Linked DNA regions of Mus musculus: regions 1 and 2 are each linked to region 3. A link is a loop called in an ENCODE intact Hi-C map of the cell type or tissue named here. Cell type or tissue: left cerebral cortex. All regions are shown on one strand. Region 1 overlaps Sema5a (sema domain, seven thrombospondin repeats (type 1 and type 1-like), transmembrane domain (TM) and short cytoplasmic domain, (semaphorin) 5A). Region 2 overlaps Sema5a (sema domain, seven thrombospondin repeats (type 1 and type 1-like), transmembrane domain (TM) and short cytoplasmic domain, (semaphorin) 5A). Region 3 has its middle 54 kb from the start of Gm41289.

Region 1 (2,500 bases), 290 kb before region 3:
GTGAGTCTCTAAAGGACACTGTACCTTACATTTCACACAGGGTATTTTCTGAGAAGACTCCTTAGTACACTTTTTGCTAAATGGCTGGGAAGACACTCTATTAAACAGACCCAGAGAGTAGCCCAAGCAGATGATTCTCAACTAAATGTGAGATGTCAACAGGGACAGTGGTAATTCCCCATTCTTGTGTTTTATATATTAAAATGAATCCAGAGTGGCTGGAAGTGCCAATGGTTATACATGAACAACTAGGGAGAAAAGAGTGATCCGTGGGTAATTGTCAGTGCCTTATGGAAGGGATAATGGGAAAATAGCTAAGCATATTCTTAAAGAACCCAAGGCACAAAACTGTGTACAGTATAATTAAACAATGTTAAACCCAATACAAAGTAATTTACCCTTTCTACAGCTTAAATCACACTACATCTTTGATCTGATTAAATAGTGTTTGATGTTGATAAGCTATTTATTTGAAACCTCTTAAGCTGGTTTTCCCTCAAGGGACATGTTAAAAGCAAGATATTTCTCAGTGGAAAAGCTTTAAAATGCAATTGGGATAATCCTTGTGAGTATGTGATGCTCTCTCAAGAAAGATCTATGTAAAGAAAAAAAAAAAAAACTCACCTACATTTTGAAGCCTGATTGGTGAACTGAATGGTACAAAATAAGTTTGTATTAGAGGCCAGATGCGTTATTCACACCGTTTTTTATATGATGCAAGTTTCTTATTCTCAAGGTATTTGTGCAAAATTGCTCACTGTCTCTTCTGATTTAATTCAGCTTTTGAAAGCTCTTGAAGTCAATGTTTGGAATTTAGAGCAAAAAGAAAAAAGGAGAACATATGGAAATAATAAATTTATACGGTTGGTTATTAAAGATGCCTGCTATGAAAAAAATTTAACTTACACAGCAGTGAGAACTGGGGTGGAAACTCTGTAGTGAATGTCGCACGTGTTTGTCATTACCATCCTTATTTAAGACTTCCCTTCCTCCAAAGCCAAACATGGACATCCTAGGGATTTTTTTAGCAACCAATTTTAAGGCAGCCAATGAAATACTGTGTTTTCTCTAGCTCTATCTTGCTACATCCTGCCTACTTCCATATGCCCCTTTTTTCCTAGCCTCCCGAGATGCCTTTTTTTGTTTTTCTTTGATTCAGCCACCCAGTGCACAAATTAAAAATAGTTTTGGCTGCAACAGAGTCGCTGACCCTTCGCAGCACTGTGGCTCTTGGCAAGGGCCATGTAGCTGTTGCTTGAGGGGCATGGGTGGGAGCGATATGGTTGGATGGTATTCCGTGGTTTGCTTTGTAATTCTCAGAGTCTCCAGTTTTCTCTGCCTTCATACATTTGTGAAGCTTTGGTTGATATCGCCAAGCATTTCACACTCCAAGTGAAGGGAAGATATCTCCCTAAGGATGTGTAATTCTGTTGTGCAGCCACAACTCGACTTTGAGCAAAGTTAAAAATATTTCCGTGTTCTGGAGATATTTTATTTTTTCAAATAACCCTACTCTCTGACTTTCCAGAACTGTCCACATCCAAGTAATATGGTTCAGACTTATTCTTACCCTGCCTGAGAATCATGACCCCTGCCTTCCCGCTGCTGGAATTGGGGGAACAGTCCCTAACTGTGTAATGTGCAAATCAGTTCACAACTGCAGCTGCTTCTTGCTCTGTTTGTTTTTCATAGTCTGTGCGTTAACCGTTGGGTGTGTGTGAATAGGGTGGGGGCTTTGATCAGATAAAGCAAAACACAAGTCATCTCTCTGCAAGCCATGAGAGTTGGCTTTGTCCTGTGTGTTTTCATTCACACACTAAAAGGTTTACTCCCCTTATAGCCAGAGACCAAGCTTCTCTGACCACATGGCCTCATCAGGTTGTCTGTGCAGAGCATATGACAAGGGAATCTCATGAATGTGTAATGAGCTTTGGAGTACTACAGTCTTGGTGGTGAGATTTCTAACAGTGTATGTATAGAGACTCTGGGATGGAGAGATGGCTCAGCAGTTAAGAGCACTGGCTGCTCTTTCAGAGGACCTAGATTTTATTTCCAGCACCCACATGTTATCTTGTAACTGTCTTCCTGACTCCACAGGGATGGAAGATACACAGGGATATGGTGTACAGATAAATATGCTGCCAAAATTTCTACCTACATAAATTAAATTAATTAAAAATACTAGACTGGATTTTTTTTTCTTTTTTCTTTTTTTTTTTAAATTATTTTATTTATTTACATTCCAGCCATTGCCTCCCCTCTGGTCCCTCCTCCCACAGTTCTTTATTCCAGTTTTCCACCCCTTGCCTCTGAGAGGGTGCTCCCCACCACTAGGCATCTCTGTTCCCTGGAGTCTCAAGTCTCTTGAGGATTAGGCACATCTCCCACTGAGGCCAGACCAGGCAGACCTCTGCTATGTATGTGCCCTGGGCCTAGGATCAGTGTATGCTGCCTGGTTGATGGTTCAGTCTCTGGGAGCTCCCAGACATCTGGGTTAGTT
Region 2 (2,500 bases), 150 kb before region 3:
CAGTACTTTCTTAATTTTTTTCTTGCCTTTAGATTTATAATTCCCTTTAAATAATAAATGAGACAAATCTGACAGGCACTCCCTGCAAGATACATTCAGTTTATTATTTTTTTAGAGAATGACAAACACAAACACCTGGAGAATTAATAGAAATCAGAGGTTGGCCAATGGCCACCTAAAGTAGCCAGAGATACAGGTGGAAGAGAGGTGGCAAAATGGATGGGTAGCTCCACCTACTGGAAGACAAAGCCTGTCATCTCTGGAATTAAAAATTCAGGAAGCTTTTCAAAATCCCTTGTTGCTCCTCTTGTAGCTGTGTGAATTTAGTCCCAGCTGGTAGGGTCATATCTGCTATGGATCCCTACTTCATTATCTGGATGTTTGTTTTCACATGAGGAAATCCCAAGGAAGCCCTGGGTGTTGCCCTGCCTTCACCTCTTGCTATATATAAGAGCCTCAAGTGAGCTTGAAATAGCTAAAGGTAGATGCTACCCTGGGATCAGTGGAGGTCAACAGTCACTGTGGGCTCTGACCAGCCTGTTCCTTCTCCTTTCTCATTCTCCAGAAACAGCATCGCTGCCTCTGCTGTCTGTGTCTTCAACCTGAGCGCCATCTCACAGGCCTTCAATGGACCCTTCAAGTACCAAGAAAACTCTCGCTCAGCCTGGCTGCCTTATCCCAACCCCAACCCCAATTTTCAGGTAATCTCAGGGGAAGAGGGCATTACAAGAATCCTCTTTTAAGAATGAAGAAACTCAACATAGTGAGCTTGAGCAATTAAACCTTGGCTTCATGCACAGTGCAGCTGCGGTCTCCTGCCCCCCACAGCACAGCACCATCCTGTGCTTAGCGAGTATCAATAGAACACAGCCTTTTGTGGACTATGGCGCCTAGAAAAGAAAAAGGGGGGCTTTTGTGAGTTGTGGTGACTGATCCTTAACCGAAAAAGGGCAGTCTTCTGCAGTAGGCTAGGAATCCAGGCTTCAATTAGTGCTAATGATGATGGACTGTGTGCCCCAAATCTCTGATCCTTAATGAATGATGTTCCAATGAATAGGGCCCAGGGCACAGAGCAATGGGTCTTGACAAACAGAATTCGAGCTCTAATTGGCAAGTATGGTGAGGCTTCCTGTTGGGAAGGGGGACTGTGGCAGTGGCTGCTGGGAAAAGAGATCTGACTGGTGTGGATTCATCTTTCCGTCACCCAATTAGAATGTTCAAGCTGTGATGTCTTTGTGAAGCATCCCACCTCCAGTGCTCAGAAGAAGCAGAGACCTGGCAATGGTGCTGTTTATTTTGTTAGTTCAGACCACAGCTCTATTCATCTGCTTAAGCTACTGTAACAAAATACTGCAGTTTAGATAGTATTAAAAAAAAAAAGAGTCCCCTGTTTCATCACAGTTTGGAGACTATATCTTCAAGATCAATGTAACAGCAGGATCATTTTCTGGTGAGGTGTTGTCTTGCTTAGGGTTTTTATTGCTGTGAAGATATACCATTACCAAGGTAATTGTTATAAAGGACAGCGTTTAATGGGGACTGGCTTATAGTTTCAGAGGTTCAGTACCTTATTATCATGGTGGAAACCATGGCAGCATCCAGGAAGACAAGGCTGGAGAAGCTGAGAGTTCTACATCTTGTTCTGAAGGCTAACAGAAGACTGGTTTCAAGGCAGCTAGGAGAAGGGCCTCAAAATCTACCCCTACAAGGACACACTTCCTCTAACAAGGCCATACCTGCTTCAAAAAAGCCATACCTCCTAATAGTGCCATTCCCTGGGCCAAGCATATTCAAACCACCAAAGGTGTTGAAGATGACAAGATTTTCCTTACATCATCCCTTAGAAGAAAGACTCATCCCTGGTGTTTCTTCCTCCATCCTACTGGGTCAGACTCCTATGGCATGGAATGCTTCCTAGAGGTCCTGTCTTCAACTACTGCCATGCCGAGAGATAGATTCGACATAAGAATTTTAATGCAGCACACACAAGAGCAGCCTTCTCTGTGGGTCTGTTACTAACAACACAGGCAAAATATTTAACATCATCAAGTTCCAGATACTTGGTCTGATGTGTCATTTTTGTGACTATACATGTGGCATCAGTGTCACATGAATGACACTGTTCTATGTATAGAGAGGGGCATAGCGTCTCCAGGCAGGTCAAATAGCCAGGGCCACAGCTGCTTAGTGGTTAAGCTTGGATCTTACCACTGCCAGCAAAGGAAAAATCCCAATCTCAATCAACTAAGTTCCTGTTAGTAGCAATCATTGACTAGTGATATAAGACAGTCAGTCCTTCCTTCCAATTTTGGGTGGTTTAACATCCCAAATCATAAAACTCATGACTTCCAAGAAAACTGAGCTTTAGAAAAAGTTTAAATTTTTACAGGTAGATTTTGGTAATCATCAATCAATTACAATTGAATTTTTTCCTTTCAATATTTTAAGACTTTTATCAGAGAATGAGGCTAAGAATAAGATAAGTAGTTTGAGTATCATA
Region 3 (2,500 bases):
AGACACAAGAGTTTAGCAAACCCTCTACCAAAACAAGACATTCTAGTTTAGCAAGCACAGGAGAAAGTGGTTGCATCATTAGTCATCTGGGGAATGTGAAGCTAACTTGAAATACTGCTATGCTCCTATTACAGTGATTAAACTCAATGGCAATACTAACTGTAGGGGAGGATTTGGAGCGCAGAGAAATACAGATTGTTGATGGTAATCAAAATGGAATAGCCGCATTAGAAAACAGTTCAACAGTTTCTTATCAAGCTGTATGTTTATTACAGAGTCCTACAACACTTAAATATTTACTCAGAGAAATGAGAACATATGTCCATACAAAGATTTGTATGCCAAATGCATAGGGTAAAATTAACAGTAGGAAAAGAATGGAAGGGGGTCCAAATGTCCAGCTGTTAGTGGATGAGTAAGCAGATTGTGGTATACCATAAAATGGAATGTGCCTTGGCAATAAAAAGAAAGAAATGCTGGCACGCAACAACAGAAATGAAGCCAAGAGTATTATACCAAGGCAAATGAGCTAGCCGCCCTAAAAAAAAGAAAAGAAAAGAAAAGAAAAAAGGTATATCTCATGATTCTACTCATAGGACATTCTGGGAAAAAAAGGACATCATGGTGACAGAAAAGAGATGTGGGCTTCTCTGATGCTGAGAGAAGGAGGAGGGATGTTCTTTTGACAGAAGAACTGCATGGAAATGTTTTGGGTGGCAGAATTTACTGTTGCAGCTGTAAAGTTCAAATTGGTAAAATTATAAGTTATTTTAAAATGCACTTGTAAATTTTAGTTTGTGTTATTTGTAAAATTCAGTGACACTGATGGAGAAAATATGGCTTTAAGTTAGGAGAGCTGATGATGTATTTCCAACCCCCGCACTGGAGAGGTAGAGATAGGATGTTGAGTTTGAGGCCAGGGCTGGATAAACAATGAGGTGCAGGCAGCTGTAGGTACCAAATAAAGTTCTGACTCAAGAAGAAGAAAAAAGAAAAACAGAAGTGGAGTAGAGACTGAAGGAAAGACCATGCAGAGACCGCCCCACCTAGAGATCCATCCCATCTGCTGATACAAAAACAGACACAATGTCTGTGGGAGCACCCTCATAGAAGCAAGGGGTGGATTATGGGATGGGGGGGGGGCTTATGGAGGGGAAACCTGGAATTGGGACAACATTTGAAATGTAAGCACATAAAACATGCAAAAAAAAAAGTTTGGAGTCACCACCACATAACAGCAGACCGGCTGAAGACTCCCAGGGACATGCCAGCCGCCATGTGGTGAGCACAACTAAAGTGAGCATGCATGTGGTAGAGAGTTGGGAGAGAAAGAGAATTGGGATAACTGGTGCATTAGGAGGAGAGGAGGAAATAGAAATTCAAGGGTGGTGAGGAACAGCCTGATGCAAGTAGCCTATGCTGCCACCTCGAGGCCATGGTCAGGTACTGACCCATGCTACAGTCAAGGGTGGGCTATGTCTGCATCTATGGCCCAGAAGCAACAGTAGTCTGTTTTAACAAAAGAACAAAAACAAACAAACAAACAAACAAACAAACAAACAAACAAACAAACAAAAACAAAAAAGGAGATTTAGTTTAAAAATTTAGACTTTTAAGCCAAAACTATGATACTTCCACAATACAGCTGCCTAAGCAAGGCCTGTAATGTGTCGTCAATACCAATAAACATTCTAACTTGGAAGGAGGAAATACCATAGGGTCCCACCTGTAGACAAAGAACTCTACCCAATGACTGAGGATGGGATAGGAGGAATTCCTCTCTACCAGGAATGAGACTCCCAATTGCTTATCTAATACCAAGTGCTCAGCCCTGAAAACAAATACATACAAGCAACACTAAGCAGATTCAGTAGGTTGTATTTATATATTTATGCACATACAAAAGTAATAAAAAAAAAGGAGCCATCAATTTGAGGCAGGGGTGAGGACTAGACATAGAAGATGTTGGAGGGAAGAAAGGGAGGCAGGTAAAGTGATGTAATTAGGTTTTAACTTTTTAAAAAAATTACCTAATGAAAAGGCAAACGTTTAAAGCCTCATCATTGAGTAGCTCCAATGGTTTGGAATCTGAACCAGGAATGACATAGCCAGGATTGCTCAGTTTATAATCTGTCCTCCCCTAAGGAGCTGCACACAAGGTACCTTAGACCCTCAGTGACAAACAAACAAACAAACAAAAACTTCTAGGTGGTCTCACCTCCAAAAAGTGCCATAGCCTGATATCAATGCCACCTTGGTATACAAGAATTTAATCACAAAGTTGATGGCAGGACACAAGTTATGGAAAACAATAGCAATAAGTAGGATGAAGAGATGGGATGCATTCTGGAAAATAAGTAAATGATGGCGTGCGCTAGGGATGTAGCTCGCTGGTAGAATATTAGCTAGCATGACTGAGGCCCTGGGTTCATACCTAAAACCACACACACACACACACACACACGCATGCACGCACATGCACAAAATGGAAGGGAGGGAG

The links. A loop is a pair of places that touch in the nucleus more often than their neighbours do. Peaks named below come from ENCODE experiments on the same cell type or tissue, not always from the same donor. Only the 100,000 strongest peaks of a DNase experiment are listed, where the experiment ranks them.
Region 1: it touches region 3 in a loop (2.8-fold over the local background); 7 of 42 quality-filtered maps call a loop at or near these places.
Region 2: a loop joins it to region 3, with 2.1 times the contacts of the local background. A loop is called at or near these places in 7 of 42 quality-filtered maps.

The regions. Positions count from the first base shown.
Region 1 is chr15:32,432,036-32,434,535 of GRCm38, forward strand. The region is part of intron 3 of Sema5a (sema domain, seven thrombospondin repeats (type 1 and type 1-like), transmembrane domain (TM) and short cytoplasmic domain, (semaphorin) 5A); the gene reads left to right. Among named protein-coding and RNA genes, the nearest start is that of Sema5a, 190 kb to the left of the region's middle. In left cerebral cortex, a CTCF peak has its summit at 1,439; DNase peaks (open chromatin) are centred at 1,111 and 1,843; H3K4me3 peaks cover 443 bases; H3K27ac peaks cover 691 bases.
Region 2 is chr15:32,568,147-32,570,646 of GRCm38, forward strand. Sema5a (sema domain, seven thrombospondin repeats (type 1 and type 1-like), transmembrane domain (TM) and short cytoplasmic domain, (semaphorin) 5A) reads left to right here. Exons shown (of 23, transcript NM_009154.2): 10 at 566-701. Among named protein-coding and RNA genes, the nearest start is that of Gm41289, 200 kb to the right of the region's middle. In left cerebral cortex, a CTCF peak has its summit at 235 (motif pointing left); DNase peaks (open chromatin) are centred at 236 and 996.
Region 3 is chr15:32,717,411-32,719,910 of GRCm38, forward strand. No RefSeq gene overlaps it. Among named protein-coding and RNA genes, the nearest start is that of Gm41289, 54 kb to the right of the region's middle. In left cerebral cortex, a CTCF peak has its summit at 1,433 (motif pointing left); DNase peaks (open chromatin) are centred at 457, 971 and 1,387.